2 separate regions of the Homo sapiens genome follow, and region 1 is linked to region 2. A link is a loop called in an ENCODE intact Hi-C map of the cell type or tissue named here. Cell type or tissue: MCF 10A. All regions are shown on one strand. Each heading gives the region's core, and the rest is flanking DNA. Links, peaks and the distances in the headings are about the cores only.

What was found. Peaks named below come from ENCODE experiments on the same cell type or tissue, not always from the same donor. Only the 100,000 strongest peaks of a DNase experiment are listed, where the experiment ranks them.
Region 1: it touches region 2 in a loop (17-fold over the local background); 4 of 110 quality-filtered maps call a loop at or near these places.

Annotation. Positions count from the first base shown.
Region 1 is chr9:108,044,455-108,052,242 of GRCh38, forward strand. It overlaps LOC105376214 (a long non-coding RNA gene), which reads right to left. Exons shown (of 6, transcript XR_007061722.1): 6 at 1-5,423. Among named protein-coding and RNA genes, the nearest start is that of KLF4, 560 kb to the left of the region's middle. In MCF 10A, for the core only: no CTCF peak of the experiment used is centred there; a DNase peak (open chromatin) is centred at 4,937.
Region 2 is chr9:108,470,638-108,478,425 of GRCh38, forward strand. No RefSeq gene overlaps it. Among named protein-coding and RNA genes, the nearest start is that of ACTL7B, 380 kb to the right of the region's middle. In MCF 10A, for the core only: no CTCF peak of the experiment used is centred there; DNase peaks (open chromatin) are centred at 2,754, 3,044 and 3,294.

The DNA.
Region 1 (7,788 bases), core at 1,813-6,812, 430 kb before region 2:
TTTCCCTGAGGGCATTATTAGAGGCTTTTGTGTTGCAGCCCTGAAAAGAGAAGACATCTAACAAAAATGCCCTTATCTACTCCCACTCTCAGGCCTTTGTTTGAAGAATGTATTGAGATATTGAGGGAAGCTGGCATATGAAGTGGAGAAGGAGGCAGAACTGGCCCTACATGTGCACACACGAACACTGCCTTCTACTGAGATTGCAAGGTAAGTGAAGGTTATCATCCTAGAGCCTAGGGTGGGGGAGCATGCTGTGGCAGGTCCCACCAGTGCCAGGAACTCACACAGCACCTGAGGAGTGCCAGGGTCTTTGATGGGGTGGTCCATGGTGCCATGAAATTGATCACTGAGAGGCAAAGCCTTAGGATATTTGCAAAAAAAAGCCTTAGCGTGATGGCAGAGTTCTGTGTTTGTGAATGGAAACATTTTCATTTTACATCTCAGTGAATAGCTGTGGATTTAAAAATAGAGTATACTCTTCCATTTTTCAGGTGCCATGGAAGTATCCTGGGTCTTTGTATGCAGCCTAGAAAGGAGGTGAGTGTTCCCTCCCACTCTATCTTACAAAAGTTGCACCTCAGTCGTAGGGAGCAAATTCCTGTCTTCTAGCTATACAATTCTCATGCTAACCTTAGAAAGTTTTTAATCATTATCCCATTTTTAGATAAGAAAATGAATATCCGAAGAGACTAAGTACCTGGTCTGAGTAACTGGATGTTATCTCAAGTTAACCTCCTTTCTCATGGCTGAACAATTATACTGTGCTGCCTTACATTAAAAAAAAAAAAAAAGCTATTCCTTACTAAGGGACTACTTTATGTAATGCACAGGGCTAGATGCTATATATATATGTATGTATATAAAATTTCAAGGAAGTCCTTCCTATTATAATAATCATTTCATCTTATGATAAAGTAGAAGATGGAGAATTATTTGGTAGTTGTTAGACCCAGTGTTTAGTCCCAGTTCTGCCACTAGCTTTGTACATTAGTTTCTTCATCTGTGACCTGAGAATAACAAAATTTGCCTTTTGATATTATCATGAGTACTGAGTGAAGTATTAGAAATAGCAGGATCTTGTTAACTGTAAAAAGATGTGCACACATGGACCCTGCCTTTTACTGAGACTGCAATCTATACTGGTCGTCTCAACCAAGCGTCTCTCTTCAGCAGTTACTAAGATACTGAGGTATACATTACAACGCAGAGGGGACCAGGATACCACGAGGTGGACACTAGCCTTGGAAACTGATTATTTATATTTGTGTGTAGTCTCCTTGAAGCAGAGGTTAGGTCAGACATAGCTCTTCTGGGTCTGGCAAAGTCAACTGGAAACCGCTAATGGCCAATCATCCTATAAGATTGCTTCTTTCCAGTCCTCTGCATTCAGGGAAGCCAAACAAACAAGGCACTTTCATCACCACTCCAAGGAATCTATCTTTGACAGCTTCCAGACAGCAGACATATTGGAATATATAGTCCATCCATAGAACCCAGAAGGTGATCTCCCAGTAGAGATCAAGCCATCTCAAGAAAAGTCCAGAAAAACTCCCTGAGCAGATGTCTGCCCTCAGGATAACATTGAGGCAGATGTTTGTGCTCTGAGGTCACTGCATGGTATTGGCTACATCCAGAGTTGCTCAGGACAAGCTGTTTGTTAATCCAGGCTAGTAAATGAGGGGGTGTCTAAGGTATTTGTTAAAGAGTCACCGAAGTCACCCTCATTGGGCCAAAGCTTGGTAGAACCCAGGAAGTAGCCAGATTATGCCAAAGGCAATGGGGATTTCAGGAAAAAAGTTCAAAGAAAATCACTGAGATTTAACAATAGATTTCTTTTTCCATCAATATTGGGAAAGTGTGCCTGGTGAAGAAGGCATTGGGGGACCCAATAAGTACCATGAAGGTTACAGACATCTTTTACTCTTTCTTTGCTTATTCTGTACTCCAAGACTTGACAATGCCTTGTATATACTTGGTACTCAATAAATGTTAGTTGGCAATTGAGCGAATGAGTATTTGGGCAGTAAGTGGGATGGTCCCAGTTGTTGTATGTAAATCTCTGTACAACTTAACAGTTGCTTGCTTATGGAGAAATAAATTTTGCACTAACCCCCAATTTTTTTCTCATGAGGACTCACAATGCCAGATACAAAGAAGGAACCGATTTAGGTTGTTCTAGACTCAAGGGTTCTGGGTTCCAGTTTCAGCCTTAGAGCTATTCTGAATCTTCACCTGTCTACTTGCATGAAATAGAGAAATCATGTAGTCAGTTTTCTTATCTGAAAATTTAAAGTGGTATTTCTTACCTCATGAGGCTTTTTTTTTTCATAATTCCGTGAAAAAATGTGTATGCTCTGCCAGTACAGTTTGTGTAGGGTTGCAATTAGGAATAAGAGAAACATGCTTTGGCATCAGAATGTGTTCAGATCCTGGGTCTACCACATAGAAGCTGACTGTTCTTAGGCTAGTCACTTAAAAATTCTCTCAGTCTCCTATTCTACATCTCTAATAAAAGGATAGTAATAATACCCACTCCATTGAGTTGAGGGGATAATGATTGCAAAGTGTTTATACTGTCCAGAATATAGTAAGTGCTTATTATTTTTAGAAAGAGGAAGCAATTTCTCATTTGGATATCAGATTTTGATAAGATAAAGATGCTTACTATTCCTTAAAGATTTTTCTTCTTCTTTTAAAAAATAAACTTAAGAACATAGTGAATCCACAACATGGAGTTTCACTATTAAAGTCAGCATTTCAAATTTTCCTTTTGCTTCCTTTGGAATGGAACACACCAAAAACATGAAAAGACTTTATAAACTGCATAACATCTTCTGCTCTTTCCCAGGTCTTCGGGATATAATTCAATTTCATGATGCAATTAAGAAAGAAGTCTAAACCAAAGGACACTTACCGCACTGCAGCAACATGTGGCTATTTATCTAGCGTGATTTCACAGAGAATTTTTAGGTCATCCAGGGTTTCTGTGCCTGTAGTTTTTCATCTCTCAAAATGGGATTCCTGACTCATAGTGTGGGGCGAGGCTGAAAATGCATGGTATATATGGAAATGCTTTCTAACTGGAAGGTGACTAAGGACACAGGTACTGTGGTGTGGTCCTCAGAGCAAATCCTTTGTGCTTCTTTCTTTTTTATTATACTTTAAGTTCTGGGGTACATGTGCAGAACGTCCAGTTTTTGTTACATAGGTATGCATGTATAGGTATGCGTGTGTCATGGTGGTTTGCTGTAACCATCAACCTGTCATCTACATTAGGTATTTCTCTTAATGCTATCCCTCCCCTAGCCCCCCACCCCCTGACAGGCCCCAGTGTGTGATGTTCCACTCCCTGTGTCCATGTGTTCTCATTGTTCAACTCCCACTTATGAGTGAGAATATGCAGTGTTTGTTTGGTTTTCTGTCCTTGTGTTAGTTTAGTGAGAATGATGGTTTCCAGCTTCATCCATGTCCCTGCAAAGGACATGAACTCATTATTTTTTATGGCTGCATAGTATTCCATGGTGTATATGTGCCACACTTTCTTTATCCAGTCTATCATTGATGGGCATTTGGGTTGGTTCCAAGTCTTTGCTATTGTGAATAGTGCTGCAATAAACATACGTGTGTATGTGTCTTTATAGTAGGATGATTTATGATCCTTTGGGTATATACCCAGTAATGGGATTGCTGGGTCAAATGGTATTTCTAGTTCTAGATCCTTGAGGAATCACCACACTGTCTTCCACAATGGTTGAACTAATTTACACTCCCACCTTTTGGGTCCCTGGTGGTTGAAACACCTTGTAAGCATCCTCCTCTTTCCTGCTTAACGAATCAGCCTCAGGTGTCAGGAAGCTTATGATTTCTTTTTCTGCCCTGATCTCTGCCCCTCTGAAATTGCAGCATTTTCATGATCTTCTTCCTTTCACAACTGCCATCTTCTTGTTCTGATACCAAGAGGCTGCTCATAGAAATTTTGAAAGTCAAAATTCTCAGTTACATATTCCTGCTGCTTTGTAAACTTAACAACTGACTGATGGCATCCCATAGGAAAGACTGCTCTTGCAAGCAACTGGCTCAACAACCTCCTCTCATCATTTTTCTCTTGCTTTCTGTGAAGACCTAGGGAGTTTGAATGAATCCCTTGTTTAGGGCTTGGGGAGGACAGCCCAGCTGGAGGGCCCACAGGGCTCAAAACCCAGCAGATTCATCAAGCCAGGCTCCCTAGAGGCAAGCCTAGGTCCAAATACCTGGTTGTCTATGTTGTACTCTCTTGTTTTTCCAAATGCTGCTCTATGTCTAACTTTATTTTCAGAACATTGTGAGATAGGAATAATTTCCTGTTTTTCCAAATTAGAAACTCAAGGCTCAGAGAGGTTCAGTAACCTCTCTGAAATCACACAGGTAAGTGACAGAGCTGAAATTCAAGTGCAAATCTGCCTGACACCTAACCCCACATTCTTTTCCCCAATAACAAAGGACCTTCAGACAGTGAGGACAGTGAGAATTAAGATAAATTTACAGGCTGAATCCCAAAAATATTTTGCTTTGATAGTAAATAAATTTTCCAAATGAAAACAAAGTATTAATGAATAATAATATCTAAAACAAAGTATTAATGAATAATAATATCTTAAAGAATTTTGAATGCTGGGAATGTTGGTGATAGCGTTAACAAAAATCAGCAGTTGCATCAGCTGGGCAGTTTTCCTCCAGAATATTATAGTCTCAAACAGCCAGAGGTTATTTCTGATTACATCAGCAGCCAGGCAGATCCAGTTTAGGAATCTCGAAACCACATATGTGACTCACACGTCATTGTTATAACAGTAGGAAACACATTAACTCTGCTTTAACAAGCGTTCATTGAAAAGTCGGGTTTCCAGAAACCAGTTTCTTGGTGTACTTGGAGCACATAATCTAAGCCTTTTTCCTGATGACAGTGTCCTTGCGTGAGGCTGTACATTATGGGACCTGACAGCTTAACAAGACAATATCTGCTTTTACAAACTCCGTGTCCTAGCACATTCCATTGAAGTTATAGCAGGTGACTAATGAGTATTTCACCACCATGATATTTTGAGTTGCAAGCTATAGGGACTATCATTTGACTGAACAATACCTTAAAAATGTTTGCAAACATTGTAATAACAAAATATTTCTGTTGAAGTCATAGAAAAGAGTTCCTTCGGTCTAGCTCAGAACTGTCAATAATGCTGGTCTGTTACAGACATTTTTGAATGATGGAAGATGGCACTTACGGTTTTCCAAATACATGAAGTTGATTCTTTTTTTAAGCTGTATATGCTTAAAATGAGAATTTTTTCATAGTTGGATGACCAATGTGGGGGTCTCAAATACTTATCCTCTGGTGTTGGCGTGGAAGTTGAAGACCCAAAGCATAGTCTAGAAAATGGAAACTGCAGGGGTCAGAAATTATTACACTTAGATTCAGCCAAACTTGGTTTCCATGTCACATCCTACTTCTCTCCTGGCTACTTGATCTAGGAAAAGTCACTGACCTTCTCTGTACCTTAGCTTTCATGGGAAAATAATGATACTTTACAGGAGAATGTGTGAGGATTAAAATAAGGTGATAGGTAGAAGGTTCCCAGTACATAGTAAGTGCTCGAAAATATAGTCTCATTCATTCGTTTGTCTCCATGGGAGCAGTGGACAACCAGATAGATAAACAGAGAAACAAGTTCTGAAGGCAAGAGACGAGGGCTGATAGAGAATGTGGAAGAGGAAATTTGGTAGAACCTGAGTTACTGAAGGGGAAAGAGGAAGGACCCAGGAGCCCAGTCTTACTGAATGCCTACCACTGTGTGCCAGAGATTAGAAGGGGTGTCAGAGGAAACAGGATAAACTCTTTTAAACAGACATGAGAGTCCAACTTGTGTGGGCTGGTTTGACTTAAGAGTGATGTTCCCTGGGGTTTTCTCTTGCCTGCCTTTTTAGGTGTTACAGGGAGAAGGTGAAAGGAACATATGCTTTTGTTTACTCCAGGGAGGAAAAAAAGCGAGAGAAAATAAACAGGACCTAATGCTGGGCCATTAAAACTTGGATAAAATTGAAATGGCAATGTCTTGAGATTTCCTTGCCATGTTATAGGTTCCTGGGCATAAAATGATGGAGCACCAGGGGTCTTGTAGTTATTAGTAGAAAATTAAATGCAAGCACACCCACAAAGATAAAGACCTGATTTGATAGTCCTATAGATTTTGGATTGTTTACTGTAAAGGGAAGTAAGAGCAGCTTTATTTGGGTTTGGATTTGTGTTTGCAGAGGAGTTTTATGTGGGTGATTTTGCATATAATATCTACCTTCCAAGAGATGCCATCATCTGCAGAACGGAGAGACGTGCTCCAGACTTGCTTATAAAAATCTTTATCATCTTTTGGGAGGTGATTGATTTGACTAGTCTTGATGGGCAGCTGGATAGAAAATTCTAGTGGAGGGGATGTGACCAAGCTCATATGCCGACAGAGGCGCAGCAAACAAGACTTTGCAGCAGCCACTATAAAGTGGCTTCAAGAATTTACTTGAACAGTGTCCATCGAAATGTGAATGTATACCAAACAGCCAGTGTGGACTTAGACTGGAGGACTTAGACTGGATTATGCACTGGGGTGTGGCATGAGGCAGAACCTTCCCAGTCCCACCCTACCCCAGAGTTTATTAAAAGATTGTTGACTGTTTCTTACTATACAGATACCAAGTAAGTTATGTTAGAAGTACATCACGTCTGGGCCAATAAAACCCATTGTTTGGGGATGACACAAGTGAATGAGTGGACATGTTGATGCTCTGGCCAGATCCTCTCAGATCCCTTTTACATTTCTGTGTATCCCTTCCCTGGCTTCTGGGTGCCTTTGTATCTAACAGGCAGTGCCCTTGGACTACTAGAGCCACTTTGCCCAGGAGCTCAGAGAGCTGGAAGCACCCGAGTTTGCAACCTGCTGGAGTGGCCCATGCCAGTGATGGACTGTAATAAAGAATATGAACCCTTAGCCACCTTGCCTCGAGTCTGAATGAACTCTAAGGTGTAATTTCCTCTCTATAGACTCCCTGTGGGATCAGACTGAGGCTGCACACTGACTGACTGAGATTGTACCTTGCTTGATGTCTTCCCCTTTCCTTTCCTGCTTCCTGAGCTCCTCTGCTAGGCCGTCCTGGGAACTCTCCCCTAATAAATCACTTGCACTTGAATTATCATCTCGAGGGCTTCTCAGGAAACTGACCAAAGGCAGTGCATTAATCCAAATGCTTCATATTGAAATGGGGTGTGTGTGTGTGTGCGCGCGTGTGTGCAACTTCATTATTCTGAGCCTCCTTCCATGGCATGAAGGGGGCTTGTTGGATAAGGAGACCTTAGTTCCCTCTGAAGGGATAAAGTTGATTCTTTCCATCCCCATGAGGGGAGCAAAGCAGGGATCCCTAGGATGGGTTGCAGCCTGTCAATGTTAAGACCATCCACAGCCCTGCTAGGTGCCATGAAGAAGATGGTGCTCTTTTAACTCAACTCATCATGAATCAAGGGAGAGGGAGAGAGTGTGGGAGCCGGCAGCCTGCTGTTGCTTAGGGTTGGGGAATGCAAAGTGTCCTGCGACCTCTATAGCAGCTACTGTTTCAAGCCTTGGCAGCTGGAGGTGGTTATTACAAGTGGCCACCTTCACGAATGTGGAGAATACACACATTTTCCCTGAGAATTCCTAGGAAATAATGGGGACATGACATTCTGCTATTTTTCAAGAGATGGCTATCAATTCAATATTCATTTAG
Region 2 (7,788 bases), core at 943-5,942:
TAGTCATTTGCATTTTAGTGAAGGACACAAACATTAACCAAAATGACATCGAAAGAAACCGACGTGATTATAAATGAGCTACAAGTGGTATGATAGTGAAGGTGAACACTAGGCATGCCTATATGAGACTGGTGATCAAAAAAGACTTCCCTGGGGAAGTATATTGAAAAGGTGGGGTAGGAGTTGTTTAAGGCAGAAGCTCTGCGGTGAAGAATACAGAACACATTCCAGAAACTGGAAAAGCAACGGAGCATCTCCCACAAGGTTTAAGGAGCCTGCTCCAACATGACATGAACAGATGAGCTCACATTGGATGGAAAGAGCACCCACACAGCACGCTCAGAGGGAGTCCGCAAAGGATGCACAGTTGGCCCAGGTGCAGGTCTCCATGCTCCTCTACAACACAGGGCCCAATTTTCCACCCTGGACTCTGAGTGGTTTGGAATTATCACTGGAACCCTTGCGCAAAAACTGTTCAATGCTATTTTAGTGTGTTAGAGTATCTGTATGTGTTTCACAGAGTAAGAGAAAGGCAGGCACCTGAGTAAGGAGGAAATAGTCTGATCTCACTCTCCCTGCCCATAATTGGCCACTCCTTGCCTATGGCCATCACTTTCCCTATGGGCCCCTGAGGGAGAGACTCACTCACAGACAACTCTACTCCAGTGTGTTATGGGACTTGAGGAGACCATTTTCCCCTTTGAGAACTGAGTTTTGAGGCCTGGCCCAGTAACTCACACCCATAATCCCAGCACTTCAGGAGGCTAAGGCAGGAGAATTGCTTGAGGCCAGGAGTTCAAGACCAGCCTGGGCAACATAGTGTGGCCCTGTATTTACTAAAAATAAAAAAAAAAAATTTGCTAGATATGATGGCACATGACCGTAGTACCAGATACTCCTGAGGCTAAGGCAGGAGGATGGTTTGAACCCAGAAATGGTGACTGCAGTGAGCTGTGATTGCACCATTGCACCCCTGTCTGGGTGACAGAGCAAGACCCTGTCTCAAAAAAGGAAATAATAAGAAGAAGAGGAAGAAGAATTGAATCAGGTAAAGTCAAAGACCTTGTGTAAAGCCCCAGTTCCATTCACTATTCGTGACACAGCCCACTTTCCCATTTTTCTACCTCTTCTGCTTTAGATTCACATATCGCCAGATGTGGAAACACCTTCATTTTACTTAGTGGATATGAGGTGAATAACGTGCCAAGATTGGAAGAGGGAGAGGAGGAGAGAGAGTTTGGGCTCCTAATCAGGATGGATCAGCTGAGGCCCTGTGCAAAATTAAAATGCGAGACCCCTTTCTTAAAAAGTTAAGAATTTCAAGATGGCAAAAACACAGCATTCAGTCAAACACAGAGCCCTCTGAGCACAGGCTCAGTGCAACTGCAGGGTCACACACCCATGTAGCCTCCTGGCTCTGGATCTAATGCCCTTTCCTCTGTTACCTGCTGACTTCTCCTTTCTCCTCATTCCCATTCCCAGCCTCCATAGATTCTAAGTAACAAAGAAATAAATGCTATGTTTAAGTTTGAAAGACTGATTGGATTTATGAGAGAAAACTATGCAATCTCTGGGGAAAAAATGAAAAACAATTGAAGAACATCATCTCTTTTAATTTTTTTTTTTTTTTACCCTCTTCAAAGTTCTCTTTACTTCCAAGAAACGGCCATGTGAGCAGAAAAAAAAAGGCCAGGATACAAAATTCAGTAGGTTGGAGATTTGGGAATAAATCACACATTGAATTTTCTAAATAAAAGTCAGCATGTCCCTATGTACAACAGAGAATACCCCGGGCCCCAGAGAACAGCTCTGGACAGTTCCTATTTCTGGATTCCTGAGTGGGTTACTAATAAAGACCATCCACATTCAACAAGACAAAGTGAGATGCGGTCAATACAAAGCCCTGCCATTAGGTGGGTCACAGCCCTGATGGAATCAGCCGAGCTGAAAAAGCCCAGGTTGAGAGGGGCCGGTTGACATGATGCTTGTCACAGGGCAAAGGTCTCACAGGCCTGGCAAATAAAGTTAAAGGTACCACAGCTGGCTATATCAACAAAGGTATAAAGGCCATGGCATGGAAGGTGAAATTCTGTTCTACGTGAGCATTAAGAATGCGGAGCTGTAGGTAGGATGTTCTCTGCTTTAAGTCCTTCATCATAAGTGGTAAAGGATAAGAACATGGAGAAGTGTTGTAGGTCAGGATGGAGGAAGATCTCAAAATGGCAGCACCCATGGAAGAAGCTCTTCATCTGAAGAAGAGCAATCTCAAGGAAGTCCTGGGCGGCTTTGAAAGGCTGTCAGGAGGAAGCTGGATTCAGCATATTCAGTGTAGCTCAGGAAATCAAGAGATGTGGGTGGGTGAGTGGTATACACAGGAAGACAGGACAGGGACCTGTTCCTGGAAGTGGACGCAATGGGCACCTGTCCATGCTATATCAAATGCAGAGTTCTGCTGGATGGGACCCCCGGGTCCTCTTCAAAGTCTATGAACTCCTGGGAATCAAACACAAGAAAAGAGAGGGGATGTCTTGAGTCTTGAGGTGACCTAGTTCACAATCAAAAGCAACATATCTTAATGATTTTATAGTATCAAGGATGATAAGGGGGAGGGGAGCACAACATCAAGAAAGGGTTAACTGGAAGAACACAGGTTGGACACTTTACAAATTGAGAGAAGAGGTGCCCAGACACTGCTGCGGGCACACGATAGGTACTTGCTAGGACCAGGGCCAGGACAGATTGTTGGCTTAACACCGAGTCATCCTCAGGTTACCTAAGGCCGGCCTGGAATGAGGGAGTGGTGGCTGTTCTCCAAAGACATTTGTGTTGACCAGTCTTGAGCACAGATAATCAGCAGCAGCAACTTTTGGCTGTGATAAGGAAGAAATTTTTAAAAAGCTGTCTGCGTGTCTGCATGTTTTTTTGTTTTGGTTTGGTTTGCTTTTTTGCAAAACCTGGGTCCTGTTGCCTTTTACAATCATGTAGTGCCTTTGTCAAGACAGTCTGATTCCTTGTTTGTTTTCTTTGGATTACTCCACCCTGCTGTGGGAAAATTAACTCTTTGGCATGCCCACACGTATACATCCATGTAGACATCCACCCCCAGCAACGAATCCTCAGGAGCCCCACCAAGGCTACCAGGTTAAAGGAAGAGCTTAAAGTCCAATTAAAGTCTAATGAGCTCTGCTAATTGAGATTATTCTTGCAAATTGGTTAAAATTCTAATGAGTTGGCCTTAAACGGAACCTCCAGTGGATGTTTACTCTGGCTCTGCCCCAGCAAATTTGTAAGACAAATGCAATATCCCTGTCCTCACCAGCCTCAGTGAGAACGGGGGATAACATTACTGAATGCCAGATAGTCACAAGCATTAATCATCATCTTAGACTGCTAAAATGCTGTCAGCTACTGATACAAAAACTGAGATTGAACACAATGGGTGTTTTCTAGGAAAGATGCATCTGCCATCTGCTAGGCACTGAGCTAGGGGCTTTTGGAACTTAGAGCACACTCAGATAGACACTTGCCTGATTTGATTAGAATTCCCAAAGTAATCCTGTGTTGGGGAAAAGGGAGTCAAGAAAGAGGGATAGCAGGGGGGAGGGAGGGAGAGTTAGCCAACTATTCTTTCTGCTCCAGAGAGCAACATCCTTACAGCAAGATTTGGAGTTCATTCATTTTAGATTCTAGCTACAATATTACAGAGGATTTACAAATAGAGATTATAAATTAGTTACGTCAATTAAATATATGCATGTGTGTTTTAATCTAGCAGTAGTCTCCAGTGGGGGAAACGAAAGAGCCTCAATGAATCATGGCCTTCGGAGTCCCAGACAAGGAATGAGTTAAGTACTCACTGCTCTATCCCCTAAGTCTACAGGAGACACAAGACATCAAGCATCACATGATGTTTCTTTTGAAGGCTCTCTCACTCAGATTGAGAGGAGAACAAAAGCACCAGGGAATGAAGACAGCTTTCTCCACAGAATATGTCACTCTCCTGGGGGTTCAGCCTCCAGCTCTGACGTAGCTTAGAAGCGGGTATTTGATTAATGCCGGCAGAACCAGACCTGCAGTCTCTCAGTAGGTCTGGCAGAGGTGGCCCAGTACCTTGCTTTGGGATGTGAACCAATTGTGCTTTTCTCCTCCTCTGGGATTTTTGCTGAAATTCCAAGGAAAGTGGGAGAACCATGTTTAATATCCTGTCACATAGAATTATGACCCTCTTAGTCAGAAATCCTAAGTGCAACCAAGTGAATCCCTCCATCTAATTTAAGCAGAAACGAGATCTGTTGAAGTAGTACACAGAAACTCTGAAGAGAGCCAAGAATTCAGTCTGGAGTCTACACGGAGGAGCAACACCCAAACCTCTACCAAACTAGGTCTCAGACTCTTTCCAGAGAAGATGGAGTAGAATTTGTAGTGTAAAATATCTCAGATATGTAAGAAGAGTATATTAAAAGTTTATGAGCAGTCACAAACAGGGCAATTTTCTTTCCATTCAGTTTAACTAACAAGACACTTAGGGATAGAAGTTTCCAAGACGGAGCCACAATTTACCTATTCCAGCCTCTAAAACTATCCTATTTCCACACCACCCTGCTGTGGGAAAATTAACACTGGCATGTCCACACGTATACATGCCACCTATAGAAAACAAAGCGGCTCTCAATAAAGTCATGTCTTTGACATATTCATTGTCCTTCTAGATTCTAGAAACGTATTAACCTGGTTTTTTTTTTTTTTTAAAAAGCCCTAAACTTTATTCTTGAAGTAGAGTTTCTAAAATGAACCCTATTTTATCTTTGCTAAAATGGTTTTAACAGCAGTCTCCCCTTGAAATGAACTTTTTTTTCAGTTATCCCTTTTCTTATGATTATTTCACTGAAAATGAATTTAAGATCATTAAAGCAGATATCTAGATACATTTTTACTGAGCTTCATATTCATCAAAAACAAAGCTCTGTACATGGATAAAGTAATTTTTCCTATACACAGATAATTACTATAGCAATTAAACTGAAGTAAATGTGGTGAAAGAGAAGCGTGGTTTAAATGCTGCAGGAGTGTAGGCCTGAGAGATCATCTAACTGAAGAAAGAATAGAAGGTTTCAGACAACAGGTATTATCCATGGTGACCTTAAAAGACACATAGGATTTCAACAGGAGAAAGGGATGAAGGGAATTCCAAGTAGAGGGAGAAGTGTGAACCAGGTAAGAAGCCAAATGGTGGATAAAGACGCACAATAGAGAAAAGGACTGGAAATAGCAATTGAAGACCTTGAATACCCAGCTAACAAATTTGACCTCATTCAGTAAACACTGGAGAGTCCTGATTTTTCATCACCGGAAGGAACTGTCAGATCTGGGCTTTAAAAGACCAGTTTAATTGCAAGTGTCCTGTGGGCTAGATAAGATCTGGGCTTTAAAAGACTAATTCAATTACAAGTGTCCTATGGGCTAATAAGCAGACCAGATCTGAAACAAATTTGACCAGATCACCAGAACCAATTTTCTTTAAAATATCCCCATCCTCTGGAAAAATTGGCAAAATTAGAAAAGGATTTTCTCAGTAGAAAAAATGCTTTCAACAACCTTTGGAAAGATAAAATCATGGATAAATTACCATATATTTGTCACAGGAAGTAGACCAGGCATTTTAGCTTGGTGTAAATTTCTGAGCCATGAAATTATTGAATATTGCTATGAAAGTCTTTTAGAAACTACTTTATCAAACCCCTTCATATGGTATCTGGAAAAACCAGGATCCACAAGGAAGCCATTTGGGCTTGTGCAGTAGAGTAAAACTTAGTGTGTGTTAAATACAGGGTCTACTAATGAAAGACCAGTGTTTAGCATTCTTCTGTGCTCATCTGTCCAATGATAGGGACAAATACTCTTTTTCATACAGGGCCATATAGTACAGTGGAGGTCTGTGTTCAAATCCCAGATTCTCCACTTAATTCTTGGGTGAGCAAGTGACCAACTGTCTGTTTTTATTTCCTTTTCTCTAAAAAAACGTTGGCGGGGGAAAATGAGTACCTGTTTTATAGGGCTGTTGTGGGGATTAAGTGAACTAATTTATATAAAGTTCTTAGAACAATGACTAGCCCAGAGTAAGTGCTCCATCAGTGTTAGTCATTCTTATTTATAGAAAGAATATCAGAACCAGAGCTCTTCCAGAATAGAAGCAGTTGCTTCAACCAGCAGGAAATGTTCTGTTGATGGACAAGTCCAAGCCCCAAAGCCTCACCAGGATGGTGGCCTAGCATCACATGGTCTAGGTTAGGAGGTCTACCTGCCCTACACAATGTCTCGGTCTTTGAAATAAGAATAAAATGATGAGTGTTACAGTTTTATGGAACAAAGTAAGAATCCAATAACAATTCAGTGTTCCATTTAAACCATATCATGCAAAGTAAATCATTTATCTCATTTTATAGATAGGAATCTGAGATATGCACACATTGAGGGTCTTTTGACTACAACTCCAGGGTCTTTCTCCTGCTGAACCCTGTGTGGCCGTGGAACAATCATAAGTGAACATAATATACAAGATGTAGGACATGGGCCCGACAAGAGAATCAACACGTCTCTAAGTGCAGACAAAATCATAAGAATTACAGGGGCTCCTAGATTGGAGAGGCCTTAACCAGGGCTTTGGAATTATGGCAGCAAAAGAATCTCTTTGGTGAAACTGCATCTTAAAAACACTATGTAGAATCGAATCTGGATGCAATGCTAGCATTCAGAACAAAACCCAGTTATTGGATACTTAATATAAGTTAAATATTCAATTATGAAGTTTTATGCACACTAAGGAATTGCTTGCTATCTCTTTAGTAATTGATGTATTTCCATACCCGATCAGAAACTAAATCAGCTCTCCACTTTCCAGGACATAAAACTTTCCAATTTGTTTGCATTTCAAAAAATTGCTCACACACACACATTTGAATTATGACTCATGAAAAGAGAAATAACAATACAGTCAGTCACACGTTGCTTAACAGCAGGGATATGTTCTGAGAAATTGTCGTTAAGTGATTTCATGGTTGTGCAAACATCATAAAGTGCACTTAACACAAATCTAGATGGTATAAGCTACTACACACCTAGGCTATATGGCATAGCCTATTATTCCTGGGATACAAACCTGTACAGCACGTCGCTGCTTACCTCAGAAGCACCATAAACATGTGAGTAATTATGATGGCTATACTGTCACTCGATGACAGGAATTTTTCAGCTCCATCATAATCTTGTGAGACCACTGTCACATACGCAGTCTACAGTTGACCAAACATCATTATGTGGCACATGACTGTACTTTTTATTTGTACATTTCTTTCTAGTTTCTATTGTGCTGTACTATCCATCATAGCAACTGAACTTATAACAATGCTGTGTGGTAGGTATTGCTATCCTTGATTTTATGGTCAAGACGTCAAAACATTGACTGGTGCAGAGTCACCCAGATAATTAGGCCAAAGCCATAGAAACAAAATCTGATGACTCCATGTCTAATGCTTTTCGTGCCACGACAGAGCCATCATGAACAGTGAACATGAAGGATCTCCACCAAGCTTGATGTCTGGGAACTATTCAACCCTCGGTGGAAGTTTGTTGGGTTCCCATGTTTATCTGAGTTATTTTACCAGGTTCCTGTAGGACTCACTCATCTCACTGGACTCTGCTGCCCTAACCCAAGGGGACTAGGCAGGTTTTCCCAATGCCAGATGGTTGGGCTGGGAGAAGCATTATAAACGAAATGAGTGAGCCACTACA